Linked DNA regions of Homo sapiens: region 1 is linked to region 2. The links are chromatin loops, found by intact Hi-C in ENCODE. Cell type or tissue: heart right ventricle. All regions are shown on one strand. Links, peaks and the distances in the headings refer to the core of each region. The heading gives the core; the rest is flanking DNA. Region 1 overlaps RIPOR3 (RIPOR family member 3). Region 2 has its middle 17 kb from the start of PARD6B.

What was found. Peaks named below come from ENCODE experiments on the same cell type or tissue, not always from the same donor. Only the 100,000 strongest peaks of a DNase experiment are listed, where the experiment ranks them.
Region 1: a loop joins it to region 2, with 15 times the contacts of the local background. A loop is called at or near these places in 19 of 110 quality-filtered maps.

The regions. Positions count from the first base shown.
Region 1 is chr20:50,622,023-50,630,345 of GRCh38, forward strand. All of the region lies in intron 2 of RIPOR3 (RIPOR family member 3), which reads right to left. Among named protein-coding and RNA genes, the nearest start is that of MIR1302-5, 11 kb to the left of the region's middle. RefSeq lists enhancers at 2,982-3,943, 6,819-7,416. In heart right ventricle, for the core only: a CTCF peak has its summit at 4,237 (motif pointing right); a DNase peak (open chromatin) is centred at 4,169; H3K27ac peaks cover 1,698 bases.
Region 2 is chr20:50,710,302-50,718,624 of GRCh38, forward strand. No RefSeq gene overlaps it. Among named protein-coding and RNA genes, the nearest start is that of PARD6B, 17 kb to the right of the region's middle. RefSeq lists a cis regulatory region at 895-1,083. In heart right ventricle, for the core only: a CTCF peak has its summit at 3,568 (motif pointing left); no DNase peak of the experiment used is centred there.

The sequences.
Region 1 (8,323 bases), core at 95-8,094, 88 kb before region 2:
CTGATGCAGCCTTTGCTCACCAACAGATGTGTTGAATTCTGCTCTTAGCCCTCTAAAGCCATCAGCCAGGCGCCCTGGCACCAGGCATCACTTAATGACAACATTCTCACAAAAGAGACATGGTGGAAATGACTCTTAGATCTAACTTTGGCATCAGTTCTCTTTTTTTTTTTTTTTTTGAGATGGAGTCTCACTGTCACCCAGCCTGGAGTGCAATGGTGCAATCTCGGCTCACTGCAACCTCCACCTCCTGGGTTCAAGCGATTCTCCTGCCTCAGCCTCCCAAGTAGCTGAGATTACAGGCATGCACCACCATACCTGGATAATTTTTGTATTTTTAGTAGAGACAGGGTTTCACCATGTTGTCCAGGCTGGTCTCGAACTCCTGACCTCAAATGATCCACCTGCCTCAGCCTCCCAAAGTACTAGGATTACAGGTGTGAGCCACCGTGCCTGGCTCAGCATCAGTTATTATAGGGGACTACTGGCCCTTCTCTTCCAACTCCTCCTCTTCCCAGGGGCGGGAATAACGGTATGCTGGAAGCAGCTTCAACCCACCCCTAAAAGCTGGCTGAACAACAAGAGAGAAGGAACAGGCCCTGAATAGCCTCGTGAAGCAGACCTCCCAACACACACACATGCCCTCATCCACCCCTTGGCTCTGGACTGCAGAGAGAGAGAGAGAGGAATAACCAATCTCAAGTAAGCACCTGCATTTTGGGGGTCCTTTTATCAAAGCAACTTCACCTCTACATTAACAACACACTACCCAAGGCTCTGTCTTTTCACTGGTAAAATGGGACCACGTAATACATCAGAGGATGGTGCTGAGAATTCTATTAGATGCCAGGCCCAAAATGTGGCACAAAGGAGACCTTTTACATGCAAGCTGTTGTTAGAATCATCACATCCTATCTGTATCTTTCCCCTGGCTCACAGCTTAGAAAACATTAGGTGCAGGCCAGGCACTGTGGCTCACACCTATAATCCCAGCACTTCGGGAGGCCAAGGTGGGTGGATCAACTGAGGTCAGGAGTTCAAGACCAGCCTGACCAACCTGGTGAAACCCCGTCTCTACTAAACAAAAAATTAGCCAGGCGTGGTGGTGGACACCTGTAATCCCAGCTACTCGGGAGGCTGAGGCAGGAGAATCACTTGAACCGGGAGGCAGAGGTTGCAGTGAGCCGAGATCATGCCACTTCACTCCAGCCTGGGCAGCAAGAGCAAAACTCTGCCTTAAAAAAAAAAAAAAAAAAAGAAAAAAAAGAAAATATTAGGAGTTTGGTAAATATTAAGCTCAGCTGAACGGGGGAAAATACAGTATCCCAAGGGGATTAGAGAACAGAGAACCTGGCCCCTGCAGGCAGAGCGGGATAGCGAGTGCACCCCTGGGTGTTCCCAGCTGGAGACAGAGGGAGCAAAGGTGGAGAATGGGACCTGGTATGCTCTGGGAGTGGATGCAAGGAGCAAGGTTTGACCCAGGCAGAAGTGGGAGTCTGCAGAGGGGCCTGGACCTGGGGCCTCTCTAGTTTTGGGGACCCAGGATGTGTGAGAGGAGGAGAAGGGCAGCTCCCAGAGAAAGTCCAGCTTCCAACACCTTTACAATGACAAGTAATGTCTCTGTAGAGCAGAGAAACTAAGCTCAGGCCAGGGCTAGTGGGCTGCTGAACAGCTGACACCACAAGCCCAAGGGCCTCAGGAGCCTGGTGAGAACACGTGAGCCTAAGTAACTGGGGGCACCTGCTGCCGCCAGGAGCTCGCTAAGGGCTTTATAGAAATATCTCGACTTTCACAACCACCCTAGGAGACAGGTATTATTCTTATTATTATTTTGAGATGAAATTTCGCTCTGTCGACAGGCTGGAGTGCAGTGGCACGATCTCTGCTCACTGCAACCTCCGCCTCCCAGGTTCAAGCGATTCTCCTGCCTCAGCCTACCCAGTAGCTGGGATTACAGGCATCTGCTACCACGTCCAGTAATTTTTGTTTTTTTTAGTAGAGACAGGGCTTCACCTTGTTGGCCAGGCTGGTCTTGAACTCCTGACCTCAGGTGATCTGCCCGCCTTGGCCTCCCAAAGTACTGGGATTGCAGGCATGAGCCACTGCACCCAGCCATTTGTATATATTTAATGTTAAGTGATGCTTTCCAAAGCCCACAGGGGCTGTGCTCCCTCTTCCCCTTGCCCTCCCTGAGGCCCCATCACCCACCTCTTGAACCGGGCCCTCCGCAAGTTTGCCATCTTGAGGCTGGCAGAGACGGTCAGGGCTGCAGACTCGGGAAAAGGCAGGTTTCTGAGAGGTTAGGGACCCCGGCAGGTGGGCAGCAGGCAGTGGGGCAGGAGCTCGCTCACTCCCAGCTCCTGCCTCCAGCCCCCAACAGGTGTGCACCGTTGGCCCAGCCCCGCTTCCATCCACCTGGGGACCTTATACCCTCGCTGCTGCAGCCACACCTGGATGCACCTGCTCCCGGGAAAGCTCTGAGCCTAGTGCTCCTTGTGTGAGGTTTAACAGGACAGGCTCAGTGGCCACTCTGAGAGCCCGCCCACCCGGGGAAGGTGATGCACATGCAGCCTCCAGATGGCCAAATCAGGCAGCATGTCTGGCCCAGGTGTCACAGAAGCCGGGGCAGGAAGAGCCTCTGGGGCCGGATGTTTCACCAGGTCTGGGAGGACTCAGTAAATATTAAACAGCCCCTGGCATGCCAGACAAGCTTCCAGACGGGCACGTGCAACCTGCCGGCCCCAGCCCTCACGTGAGGTTGCTACAGCAGTCCTTCTGCCTGGTGTGGTTGGCAGAGGCCTTGGTACTCGGCTGTTGCAAGTGCAGGCTCTGGAGGCAGACAGGGCCGGGCTCAAGTCCTGCACCTGCCCCCAGCCTCCAGGCGGGACAATTATAGGACTGACTGCACAGGCTTCAGGTGAAGACTCCATGCAACAAGGACGTGAGCCAACCATTTACCCAGGTGCCTGGCGGTGCTGGCCACTGGGTGATGATGACAGGCATGCACTCGGCACTTGCCAAGCTCAAATTCTGCTCTCAGTGCTTTTGTTTTTTTTTTTTTTAATTGAGACAAGGTCTTGCTCTGTCTCCCAGGCTGGAATGCAGTAGCGTGATCTCAGCTCACTGTAGCCTCCGCCTCCTGGGCTCAAGTGATCCTCCCACCTCAGCCTCCTGAGTAGCTGGGACCACAGGAGTGCACAATTACACTCGGCTAATTTTTTGTAGTTTTGGTGGAGACAGGGTTTCACCATGTTGCCCAGGCTGGTCTTGAATTCCTGAGCTCAAGTGATCCGCCTGCCTTGGCCTCCCAAAGTGCTGGGATTGCAGGCGTGAGCCACCACGCCCGCCTGGCCTGCTCTTGGTGCTTTACATGTATGGACTCATTTCTCCTGACACAGTCTTTGAGGTCAGGCCCCCTGGTACCGTCCAGGAAACTGAACTTGCATCACTCGCCTCTGGCTCCAGAGTCTGTGTGCTTGACAGCTTCACAGGCAGGGCTGGATATGAGCCGCCTCTTTCTCCAGCCTCCTCTCCTTGAAACTTAATGGCTGCTATTTCGTTTTCACACCCACACTTCTTAGCCATCCCAACAGAGGAATTCCCAAGCTGAGGAGGATGTCCCAGTGGCTCCTGGCTCGGGGAGTACCTGCCTGACTGCCTGGGGGAGGGAGACCTGGCTGAGGAGGGGCAGGAAAGGGGGAAGGGCAACCATGCCTGTCAACTGGGGCAGAGTAGGACAGTATCGGGGCCTGGCCCTCTCCTCCTTCATCCTCACTGTTTATCCTCTCATCTCTCTATCCTCCCACCCCCCAGGTCCAGCTCTTGGGAAATGGCCTTATTATGTCAATCATTCACACCTTAGTATAAAATTTCCCCACCAGGTTACTTCCCCAAGTGAGCCATCTGACTGTGGAGTAAAAATCCCTGTCTATAGTGAAAGGGGTTTCAAGGTGCCAGAGTAGGGGTCAAGGTGGTGATGGGAAGAGAAGGGGCATCAGCCCACCCTCTCCATGCAGAGCCCTGCCCTCCTGCCAGGTTGTTTGCCTTGACAGTGCGGCTGCGCTTCGGCCTGCTCGGGTTACCAGGGAACAAGGCCAGAAGGTGGGGCCTGAAACCCAATCAGGCTCCAGCCCTGGCTCCAAGGGTTCAGACCCCAGGGAGCTCGACGGAGACAGGAAGTTAAAAATAGATGCACCGCTTCCCCGTCGGTGTGGGCAGCTTCTTCCTTGCCCTCACACAAGGGGGCGGCAGAGGCCAAGGCCAGGTGGGGGCTGCCCAGGGACCTCCGAACCAGCCCAGGCCCAGCATCCTCTGGCATCCTTGACAATCAGATGGGGGACAGGAGGGGTCTGAGATATTAGAGCCATCAGGGCTGTCTTTCCTAGACTAGGACTTGGACACTGTGGGACCCTTGCTGACGGCCAGCGAGCCCTGGTGTCAAGGGGATGGATCACCTCTGTCCTCCTTCCTCCCAAAGAGCTGATCCCAGGAATCCAGGAAGGGGCCAACGAGAGGCAGAGGCCTACCGTGGGGGCACTCTCTGGGCAGAGCTCCCCTCTAGGGCCTGAGGGGACATGTCCCATGGATGCAGGACATTCAGAGGCCCCCACAGGCCTGGCAGGAGGAGAGCTGCAGGCAGGGCCAGTTGTGAAATTTGTGGGGTCTAGTGCGAAATAAAAATGCAAGGCTCTTTATTCAAAATTTATCAAGAATTTTGGGCCAGGCGCGGTGGCTCACGTCTGTAATCCCAGCAGTTTGGGAGGCCGAGGTGGGTGGATCACCTGAAGTCAGGAGTTCCAGACCAGCCTGGCCAACATGGTGAAACCCTGTCTCTACTAAAAATTAGCTGGGCATGGTGGCACATGCCTGTGATCCCAGCTACTCGGGAGGCTGAGGCAGGAGAATCACTTGAACCCGGCAAGTGGAGGTTATGGTGAGCTGAGATTGTGCCATTGCACTCCAGCCTGGGCAACAAGAGCAAAAGTCCGTCTCAAGAAAAAAAAAAAAAAAAATAGCCAGTGTGGTGGCCCATGCCTGTAGTCCCAGCTACTCAGGAGGCTGAGGCAGAAGAATTGCTTGAACCTGGAAGGTGGAGCTTGCAGTGAGCCTAAATTGCACCACTGCACACCTGGGTGACAGAGCAAGACTCTGTCTCAAAACACACACAAAAAAATTGTATTAAGAATTTCTATTTGGTGCCAGGCACAGTGGCTCACACCTGTAATCCCAGCATTCTGGGAGGCCGAGGCAGGTGGATCACCTGAGGTCAGGAGTTCGAGACCAGCCTGACCAATATGGTGAAACCCTGTCTCTACTAAAAATACAAAAAAAAAAAAAAATTAACTGGCATGGTGAGGCACACCTGTAATCCCAGCTACTCAGGAGGCTGAGACAGGAGAATTGCTTGAACTCAGGAGGCGGAGGTTGCAGTGAGCCGAGAATATGCCACTGCACTCCAGCCTGGGCAACAGAGCGAGACTCTGTCTCAAAAGAAAAAAAAAAATACAAAAATTAGCCGGGCGTGGTGGCACGCTCCTGTAATCCCAGCTACTCAGGAGGCTGAGGCAGGAGAATCACTTGAACCTGGGAGGCGGAGGTTGCAGTGAGCCAAGATCGCGCCATTGCACTCCAGCCCGGGCGAGAGAGAGAAACTGTCTCAAAAAAAAAAAAATTTTGGGAGGCTGGGGTGGGAGGATCATTTGAACCAAGGAGGTCAATGCTGCAGTGAATCGAGATCGCACCACTGCACTACAACCTGGGCGACAGAATGACACCCACAAAAATTTCTAGAGCACAACAGCAGAGCGTTCAATCAAAGTACAGAGCACAGGCTACACGCTCATGAAGCCGCCCTTGGGTACAGGGTCTGCAGACCCTACCCCTCCTTCCAGACCACACAAGGGTCCCTACAGTGCTTCAGTGGACCAGCCCCACTCCAGGGCACACAGCTGGGAGAGGGTCACCTGGGCCGGATGGCCCCCTGGCCAGGTAACCCGCACAGCTGACCTTCCCAGCCTTGATTACAGACCCCTGCAAGAAAGTGGGGGACTCTGATAAAGCCCAGGAAGAGGCAGCTCAGAAATGGTTAAGTTGAGAAACAGCATCATTTCCTGGCCGGTTTATACTTAACCCCCTCTTTGCAGCACTTATGGAGTGCCTGCTGTGTGCCTTTCTCAGGCAGCACCCACTCTTTCTGTTCTCTGAGGCTTGGAGTTGGGGCACTGAGCACTAACTGCTCTGGAGCCTGGGTCAAATTCTTCTCGTCTTGGGGCATCAACTTAAACCCTTCCCAGGCTCCCCTCCACTGAGAATGTGTCTCAAGGCCTCACTGCAGCCCATGAGGCTCCGCAGGGTCCTCCTCCCTCCCTGACTGCTGTCACGCATGCCAGCCGCACACCTGCTTTCTGTCCCTTAAAGCTCATTCCCACCCAGGACATCTGCACTCGCAGCTGCCTCCCGCCGCCGAAGGCTTCCCGGCCCACCCCCATCTGCACACGCGCAGATCCACTTCTTCTGTCCCTTCCTGCCTCCACTCCCCATGCCCCTGTCTCGTCAGGCTCTCCCAGGAGACCATGGGTGCCCTCCCCCACCCCCAGTTCAGTTCCCTCACAGCACTGCCACCAGCTGGATCTGTCTCAATTATCACTGGCTTATTGTTTGCTGCCATCAGCTCCCAGGACAGCAGGGCCTGGGTCTGTCCCCAGAGCCCAGGACAGGGCCAGAGTAGGTGCTCCGTGAATATCTGCTGCGTGAACAGGGATTCCTAAGGTGCTTCCAGCTGGGACACTCCAGGATCTTAACCCTGGGGTCCCGGCACCACCACCCATGGGAAGGGAGCCCCCAGGGAAAGGTTAGTGAGCTGGGAGGGCTGACCTCAGGGGGGTGGAGGTGGGGTCCTATCCCCGCAGCAAATGCCCCTGGGAAGGAGCTCAGGGAGCACACACAGGAGGGACCTGGCCTGGTCTGGAGCTCAGGGGTCCTCCCCCAGGACCTAGCAGGAAGCCAATGCCTGCAGGTGATTCAACGGGAACTGGAGGTGGAGGAGTGGGGTAGGAGCTCCAGCGGGAGGACACACATGTGCTGAGGCCCTGAGGCCGGGAGGGGAGGGAGGTAGGCTGCTGGGGCCAGGTCCCAGGGGCCTCTAGCCAGGAGGGCGCTGGGTTTATTCTAAGTAGGTTGGGAATCTTTGCAGGGTTTCAAGTCGGGGAAGAGCATGGTGGGATTTTATTGTTGACTGACTCACTGACCTACTGAGTTCTGCACTCTGCTCTGGCTGGGGACCCCGACCTGTCCACCCCGTTGGCTCAGACAGACAGAGGTTTGGCCCCTTCAGGATGTCGATAAACTGCCCCAGTCCCCAGGCCTGCCTGCTCGTAAATGGTTCCCTGGGGGCTTGCACAGTGCCTGGCATGAGGCCCTGGAGCGAGGGGGCAGCAGGCCTGAGCTCATCGGGCTGTGGCCTCCAGAAGCAGAAACAACCTTCCTCCCAGGGACTTAGTACCTAAAGCCGGAGGAGACACAGGACGGGGCAGCAGGCAGGGCCTGGCCCGGCCAGCACCCCCAGGGAACTCAGCCACAGGGTCAATGCTGCCCCCCAGGCCCATCTGTGCCAAGCCTGCTCCCTCATCCGGTAACCCCCCACAGCACCAGCTGCACCGGCTGCTGGCCCTGCCTCCCTCGTGGTTCCTTCCCGACAGCCCCGTGAGCAGGGTGCACCCACAATTCCCATTGTTCAGATGAAGACAAGGCTGAAGAGGTGAGGTCACTTGCCCCAGGTCACAGAGCCAGAAGAGGTGGCCCCATTGCCTAGTCTTCCAGACAGGAAGAACATTCCTTCCCAACCCCGCCCGTGGAAGACCCAACCCTGGGCCAGTTTTGCTGTGTGACCTTGGGCCAGTGGCTCCACCTATCTGAGCCTCTGGTTTTTTGGTTTTTCTTTTTTGGTGTTTTTGTGGGTTTTTTTGAGATGGCATCTTGCTCTGTCACCCAGGCTGGAGTGCAGTGGTGTGATCTCGGTACACTGCAACCTCCACCTCCTGGGTTCAAATAATCCTCCCACCTCAGCTTTCCAAGTAGCTGGGATTACAGGCATGTGCCACCACATCCAACTAATTTTTGCATTTTTAGTAGAGACAGGGCTTCACCGTGTTGGCCAGGGTGGTCTCCAACTTCTGACCTCAAGTGATCCGCCCGCCTTGGACTCCCAAAGTGCTAGGATTACAGGCATGAGCCACCGTGCCCAGCCCAATTTTCTGGTTTTTCAAAAAAATTTTTGTAGAGATTGGGTTGTGCTATGTTGCCCAGGCTGGTCTTGAGTTCCTGG
Region 2 (8,323 bases), core at 63-8,062:
GTGAATCCAAATGTCCAGGAGAGATTGTTGTGTTTCTTGTTGTCGTTGTTTTGTTTTTGTTTTTGTTTTTTTGAGACAGGGTCTTGTTCTGTTGCCCAGGCTGGATGAAGTGGCTCGAATATGGCTTTCTGCAGCCTGGACCTCCTGGGCTTAAGCGATCCTCTCGTCTCAGCCTCCCAAAGTGCTAGGATTAGAGCCATGAACCACGGCGCCCAGGCTACTCTGCATCCTGACCAAACCTTAACATGGAATCTGTGTTATTTTTGTGGCTGACACCACCAGTGCCATTTGTTGGTTCCCTCTTTGCCAGATAAAGGTAAAGTTGTGTCGTGCTGCCTTGGGTCTGGGCCAAGGTAGTCTCGGCCTCTTAGAACCATATAGATTTTGACTGATCACCCCATTCACTCATAAGTGCAGACTACATGCCAGAACTATTTTGTTTTTGTTTTGAAACAGGGGCTCGTCGTGTCACCCAGGCTGGAGAGCAGTGACACAACCTTGGCTCACTGCTGTCTCAACCTCCTGGGCTTAAGCAATCCTCCTGCCTCAGCTTCCGGGGTAGCTGGGACTACAGATGCATGCCACCATGCGTGGCTAATTTTTGTATTTTTTTGCAGAGACTGAGTCCCTCTAAGTTGTTTAGGCTGGTCTTGAAATCCTGGGCTCAAGCAATGCTCCCACCTCGGGGTCCCAAAGTGCTGGGATTATAGGAGTGAGCCACTGAGCCCAACCAAAACTATTTTAGATACTGGAAATAAAGCAGGAAAAAAACTAAGTGTATGTCTTTCACAGAGGGCTTCGGGGAACTTAGGTTCTAGCGGGGAAGACAGACAAAGCAAGTAAATATGTCCAGAATCTGTCCTGAAGCAGAGAGCTGGGGGCTTGAGGGAGTGGCAGAGGCAACTTCGAAGGACCTGAAGGAGGGAAAGGGTGTGGGAGCTAGATTGCATAAAGGAGGAAAGATCACAGGAGATGGAAGGCTATTGTAAATTTAGCATTGACTCTGAATGCGATAAGAAGCTTTCAAAAAGCTTTGACCGGATGAGGGACACCATCAGACAGGTTTTACCAGAATCCTTTCTGGCTTGTGCAGAATCAACTGGAGAGGGGAGGGTAGATGTGGAGAGACCAGAGAAGAGTCTACTATAATAGTCCAAGCGTGAGATGGTGGTGGCTTGGAACAGGGTAGAAGATGTGGACGTGGTGAGAAATAGTTGGATTCTCGGTATATTTTGGAGGTCAAGCCAACAGGACTGGATGTTGAGGGTTGAGAGAAGTGAAGGAGTCAGGGATAATTCCTTTATTATTTTTATGATTTATTTATTTACTTATTTTTATTTATTTTATTTTATTTATTTATTTATTTTTGAGACGGAGTTTCGCTCTTATTGCCCAGGCTGGAGTGCAATGGCATGACCTCGGCTCACTGCAACCTCTGCCTCCCGGGTTCAAGCGATTATCCTGCCTGGGTAGCTGGGATTACAGGCACCTGCCACCATGCCCGGCTAATTTTTTATATTTTCAGTAGAGACGGGGTTTCACCATGTTGGCCAGGCCGGTTTCAAACTCCTGACCTCAAGTGATCTGCCTGCCTCGGCCTCCCAAAGTGCTAGGATTACAGGCATGAGCCGCCACACCAGGCCTGATTGATTGATTGATTGATTTTGAGACAGGGCCTCCATATGCTACCCAGGCTGGTCTCGAACTCTTGAGCTCAAGTGATCCTCCTTCCAAAGTGTTGGGATTATGGGGTGTGAGCCACCACACCCAGCCTGGGGATAATTCTAATGGTAGTCATCTGCAAGATACAACTGCAAAGATGGAGCTGTGATCTGCTTCTTGATGAAGAGGGAGGTGGGGAGTTCAGTGTGGACCATGTTAAGTGTGAGATGCCTACTAGACAGAAATAATGGAAGGGCCGAGTAGGCAACTATATATGCACGAATGGAGTTCAGGGGAGAGGCTGGGGACAGAAATATCAGTGTGAAGGCCACCAGCACACAGGTGGTATTGAAAGCCATGACCTGGATGAGATCACCTGGAAAAGAAGTCAAAGAAGAGAAGAGGTGCTTGGACAAGGAGGTCCTCAGCATTCAGAAGTGGGGGCCAATCACAGCTTCACTCCTTGGCTGGGCACTATGGCTCACGCTTGTAATCCCAGCACTTTGGGAGGCTGATGTGGGAGGATCGTTTGAATCCAAGAGTTGAAGACCAGCATGGGCAACATAGCAAGATAGTATCTCTACAAAAAAAATTTAAAAATTAGCCAGGCATGGTGGCATGTGCCTATAGTCCAAACTACCTTGCAAGTTGAGGTGGGAGGATCGTTTAAGCCTGGGAAGTTGAGGTTGCAGTAAGCCATGATCATGCCATTGCACTCCAGCCAGGGCAACTAGTGAGACCCGGTCTCTAAAAAAAAAACAAAACTTCACTCCACAGATGGGGGATCTGAACGTGATCAATTTAGTCACCAATCTCTGGACCTCCTTTGGTGTGCTGAGAGTGGAGGAGAGCGGAAAGAGAACTGGATTTACGTCCAAAAGACCTGCCCTCTGTCATTTACTGTGGGACCCTAAGCACAGCATTTCACCTCTTGGGAAATGCTGTGGAAACCAAAGGTGGGGGGTTGGGGCCAGAGCCTGGAGACCTTGGAAAGAACTGAGTACTATGCTAAGGGAGGGGGAAGGGAGGGGGCAGGGCAGGTTGCTGCCCCTGTAGCCCTCAGCAGAGGCCTCCTGTAACTCCTCTGGATGTGGCTTTTAGTTCTGGCAGGAGGTGATGAGTGTCTGACCTGGGGATGCTGTTACATGCTAACAGGGGAAGACCAGCATGTTAGAGGTTGTTTTTTTGTTTTGCTTTGTTTTGTTGTTTTGAGACATGGTCTCACTCTATCGCCCAGGCTAGAGTGCAGTGGCATGATCATAGCTCATTGCAGCCTCCACCCCCTGGGCTCAAGAGATCCTCCTGCCTCAGCCTCCCAAGTAGCTGGGACTGCAGGCATCCACCACCATGCTGGTTAATTTTTGTATTTTTTGTAGAGACAGGGTTTCGCCATGTTGCCCAGGCTGGTCTCAAACTATCCGCCTGCCTCAGCCTCTCAAAGTGCCAGGATTACAGGCATGAGCCACTGCGCCTGCCTGTGTTAGAGGTTTAGAATCAGGCAGCCACTTGAATATGGACAGTGACGGAGAAAGAGGGTTCAAAATAAAGTTAGAGTCCTGGATGACTGGAGAGATAGTGGTGCTGTTATCAGAGATGGATTACATGGGAGATAGAGCAGTGGAAGACAAATGATAATACTTAGGACACAAAGAGTTCAGAGAGGGATTAAAGTGTAGGGAGTGTCCATGGAATTTTGGTACATGGCCACTTCTTGTCCTTAAATAGCCTCCAAACCCACAGAAACATTATCTTTCCATATCACCCTAAAGACTGTGCAGCAGTGATGAGTAAAATGACTCTGACCTCAATTAAATCAAAATTCTAGGAATACACCAGCTCCTTTGGAGTTTCTTACTAACGCTCCTTTCTCTGTCTCTGATTCCCCACTTGCAGCTCAGACAGTGCCCTCTGTTGGAAACCTCAACCACAAATCCCCGTCCTCGACTCCATGGCGAGAAGGACCTAGAAGGAAACAAACACCTCCCAGGAGCCTTTCACACACATTGTTCTCATTTTATCCTTGCAGTTGCTTGGTGAGGTTACTGTGTCCAACCTGGGCAAACTGAGGCAGCTGCCCCAATCACAGCCAGAGCGGAGCTGAGATCGGAACTCAAGGCGGCTGCCTTCAAAGCTTGTGCTTCACTCCCTCTACCTAGCTGTAGCTGTAGGATGATTTGACAAGGGACTTGAAGATACAATCTCAAGGACAGAGGTTTGTTTTTTTTTGTTTTTTTGTTTTGAGATAGAGTCTCGCTCAGTCACCCAGGCTGGAGTGCAATGGTGCGATCTCGGCTCACTGCAAGCTCTGCCTCCCGGGTTCACACCATTCTCCTGCCTCAGCCTCCTGAGTAGCTGGGACTACAGGTGCCCGCCACCATGCCTGGCTAATTTTTTTTGTATTTTTAGTAAAGACGGGGTTTCACCGTGTTAGCCAGGATGGTCTCGATCTCCTGACCGCGTGATCAGCCCGCCTTGGCCTCCCAAAGTACTGGGATTATAGGTGTGAGCCACCGCGCCCGGCTACTGTTGATTCTTTTTTGTTGGTTGGTTGGTTGGTTTTTGAGACAGAGTCTCGCTCTGTTGCTCAGGCTGGAGCGCAGTGTCCCGACCTCAGCTCACTGCAACCTCCATCTCCTGGGTTCAAGCAATTCTCTTGCCTCAGCCTCCCTAGTAGCTGGTACTACAGGCACATGCCACCACGCCTGGCTAATTCTTGTATCTTTAGTAGAGACGAGGTTTCACCAGACCTTGGCCAGGCTGGTCTCCAACTCCTGACCTCAAGTGATCCACCCGCCTCAGCCTCCCAAAGTGCTGGGATTATAGGCATCAGCCACCGTGCCCAGCCTCTGTCGAATCTTAAACTAAAAAATTAAAGTGTGTATTTTGTATGTCTTTGAGGTTTTAAAATCTTATTTTTCTGGTAATTTATTTTTATTATATTTTACAGCAGTATCCACCTGCAACAGTTGGACAATTTAAAAAACCAGTACTTTAGCACTCTGAGAGGCACGGGGCTGCCGGAGAGAGAAGAGTTGTCTAAACTGAGGAAGGTAGCCAGGCGCGGTGGCTCACGCCTGGGATCCCAGCACTTTGGGAGGCCAAGAGGGCAGATCGCTTGAGCCCAGGAGTTCGAGACCAGCCTGGACAATATAGCAAAACCCCATCTCTATTTAAGTTTAAATAAAGAAGAATTTAAAGAAAAAATAAGGTGTGGCAGGTCCTCCATGTTTGGTGTATGAATGAATACATCACTGAAGGAATGACGTATGAGTGTGAGAGAATCAGCCACATGAAGAAAAATGCCCAGAATCCAGGTTTCTCATTTAGAGCCATTCAAAGGGTGAGAGCTTAGGATGTCAAGTTCATCACCAGACTTGATATGCACATCACTAAACCTGCACCCTTCTGATTTTAAAGATGGAGGTGGGAGACCTTTCTCCCCCAAGTCATAGAACTGATCAACAAAGAAAAAAAAATACCAAAAAGAGCCACATATAAATAACAAGCAATATTTACTGCTCGTGATTTTAAAACTCAGACTAGGTTAGTAGACTAAGATAAACATTCTCCTTACCATTTTCACCAAGTAACAGGAAAAACACAGCCCATATGCACAAACATCCTATTTTAAGGACTGCTGGTTTTTGGGTTTTGTTTTGAGACAGGGTCTCACTGGAGTACAGTGGTGCGGTCATGGCTCATTGCAGCCTCAACCTCCCTGGCTCAAGCAATCCTCCCATCTCAGCCTCCTGAGTAGCTGGGACGACAGTCGAATGCCACCACACCTGGCTAATTTTTTAATTTTTTGTAGAGACAGGGGGTTGCCCAGGCTGGTCTTGCACTCTTGCCTCAGCCTCCCAAAGTATTGGGATTACAGGTGTGAGTCACCACATCCAGTCAAGGACTACTGTTTGAAGTGGAGGCTTTTGAACACACTTACCCTGGGATGATGAAACTGAAGAGTGAGCAGGATTTAGCCCTAGGGTACAAGTTCCTCAACTACCTTGAAGTGCTTCAACTGTGCAGGAAACACCTTCCACCTAAAGTTTCTGCCTCTAAACAGGAGCAAAGATGCCCCACTCAAGAAAAGTTCCAGGCACACCTTGCTCCGTTTTGGAAATTCCCACTGGCACTTTCCAGAAACAAGTAGGTCCCTTTAAACTTAAAGGCACCTGGGGCCAGGTGCGGTGGCTCACGCCTGTAATCCCAGCACTTTAGGAGGCTGAGGCAGGCGGATCACCTGAGGTCAGGAGTTTGAGACCAGCCTGGTCAACATGGCGAAACCCCGTCTCTAGTAAAAATACAAAAATTAGCCGGGCATGGTGGTGCGCACCTGTAATCCCAGCTACTTAGGAGGTTGAGGCAGGAGAATCGCTTGAACCCAGGAGGAGGAGATTGCAGTGAGCCGAGATGGTGCCACTGCACTCCAGCCTGGGTGACAGAGTGAGACTCCATCTCAAAAAAAAAAAAAAAAAAAGGCACCTGGAATATGAAAATTGCATTTTTTTTTCCTGCAAAGTTGTGCAGTAGAAAGCAATGTCAGAGTAGCCCTCAGTCCTCATCCCAGGCTACTCCCATTCTTCTTGGCATAAATCTTTTAGGCAAACCTATTTATTCTCCCCTCTAAAGTGTCAATTTCACATCTGCAAATGGGATCATAATAATAATAGTACCTGGATTAAGGTGAGGATTAAATAGCAAAATGTGTGTAGAACCCTTAGCTTGGGCCTGACACAGTGAGCCTTTGATGAACACAAGCTTGGGGCTGTCTCTAATCACAAGCCAAAATAGAAACCCAGAGAAGTCTGGACCAGTGACAGATACCATTTATTCAGCATGTGCCATGTGCCAGAAACAGTGTTAAGATCTTTATTAGCTGTTGGGATGCTTTTCTTTTTTCTTTTTTTTTTTTTTTAAGAAACAGGGTTGGCTGGGCGTGGTGGCTCATGCCTGTAATCCCAGCACTTTGGGAGGCTGAGGTGGGTGGATCACTTGAGGTCAGGAGTTTGAGACTAGTCTGGCCAACATGGTGAAACCCCATCTCTACTAAAAATATAAAAATTAGCTGGGAGTGGTAGCAGGCACCTGTAATCCCAGCTACTAGGGAGGCTGAGGCAGAAGAATCACTTGAACCCAGGAGGCAGAGGTTGCAGTGAGCAGAGATTGTGCCATTACACTCCAGCCTGGGCGACAAGAGCAAAATTCTGTCTCAAAAAAAAAAAAAAAAAGAAAGAAAGAAAAAGGAAAGAAAGGAAAGAAGAGAAAGAAAAGAAAAGAAAGAAAGAAAGGAAGAGAAAGAAAGAAACAGGGTCTTGCTCTGTCACCCAGGCTGGACTACAGTGGCACAATCATAGCTCACTGCAGCCTCAAAATTCTGGGCTCAAGCAATCCTCCCACACCAGCCCCTCAAAGTGCTGGGATTACACACATGAGCCAGCATGCCCAGCGCTAGTGGAATTCCATTTTTTCTTTTTTTCCTGTGTGTGTTTTTTGTTTGTTTGTTTGAGACAGGGTCTCACTGTGTTGTCCAGGCTGGAGTGCAGTGGCACAAACATAGCTCACTGTGGCCTCAACCTCCTGGGTTTAAGTGATCCTCCTTCCTCAGCCTCCCAGTTAGCTGGGACTACAGTCATGCAACACCACGCCTGGCTAATTTTTGTATCTTTTGTAGGGATGGGATTTCACCATGTTGCCCAGGCTGGTCTCAAACTCCTGAACTCAAGCAATCCTCTCCTCAGCTTCCCAAAGTGCTGGGATTCCAGGTGTGAGCCGCCACACCCAGTTTGGTAGAATTCTTAGTACAACTCTTTGGAGTAGCTACTCTCAGTGTCTCATTTTATTTTACTTTTTATTTATTTATTTTTGAGACAGGCTCTCCCTCTTGTCACCCACGCTGGAGTGCAGTGACATGATCACAGCTCACTGCAGCCTCGACCTCCCAAGCTCAAGTGATCCTCCCACCTAAGCTTCCCGAAGAGCTTGGAATACAAGTGTGTGTTACCACACCTGGCTAATTTTGCAGAGATGAGGTCTCACTATGTGGCCTAGGCTAGTCTCAAACGCCTGGGCTCAAGTGATCCTTCCACCTTGACCTCCCAGAGTGCTGGGATTCCAGGTGTGAGCCACTGTGCCTGGCCCTGCATCTAATTTTAGAGAGCCAGAAAGGTGAGGTCCCCTGTCCAAGCTCTCCCAGCTCAGAGAGACTCCCTGCCTTGCTCCCCATCACCCCACTTGCATGACGTTCATGCTGCCCTCTTCTGTCCTCTTCTGTGTTTCTCAGCCTGAAAGCGTGGGCATCAACTCTGGCTGGCTTTGTTGTTGTTCTCAAGCTTCTGTCATCATTGGTATAATTTTACATAAACTTGGCATTCCTTTAAATTTCAGAAAATATGTTCACTTCTTAAATATCTCCTGGGGGAGATAAGAGTTCTATAAATGATTTCGTTCTCCCCGCCTTCGTGTTGAACTTAAAAAGGCGAAGTCACTGGATCTCCGTTAACAAGTCATGTTGTTTATTGGTTTATTTTCATTTTGGAAACTCTTCTCCATGGTTAACCACTCTTCCTCCTCCTTAAAAATTCCCATGAGGAATTCGGATCAGACGCTGGGGCTGTGGGGCAGATCCCCGGGAGGATATCATGTTTCTAGAAGGCTCCTGGAA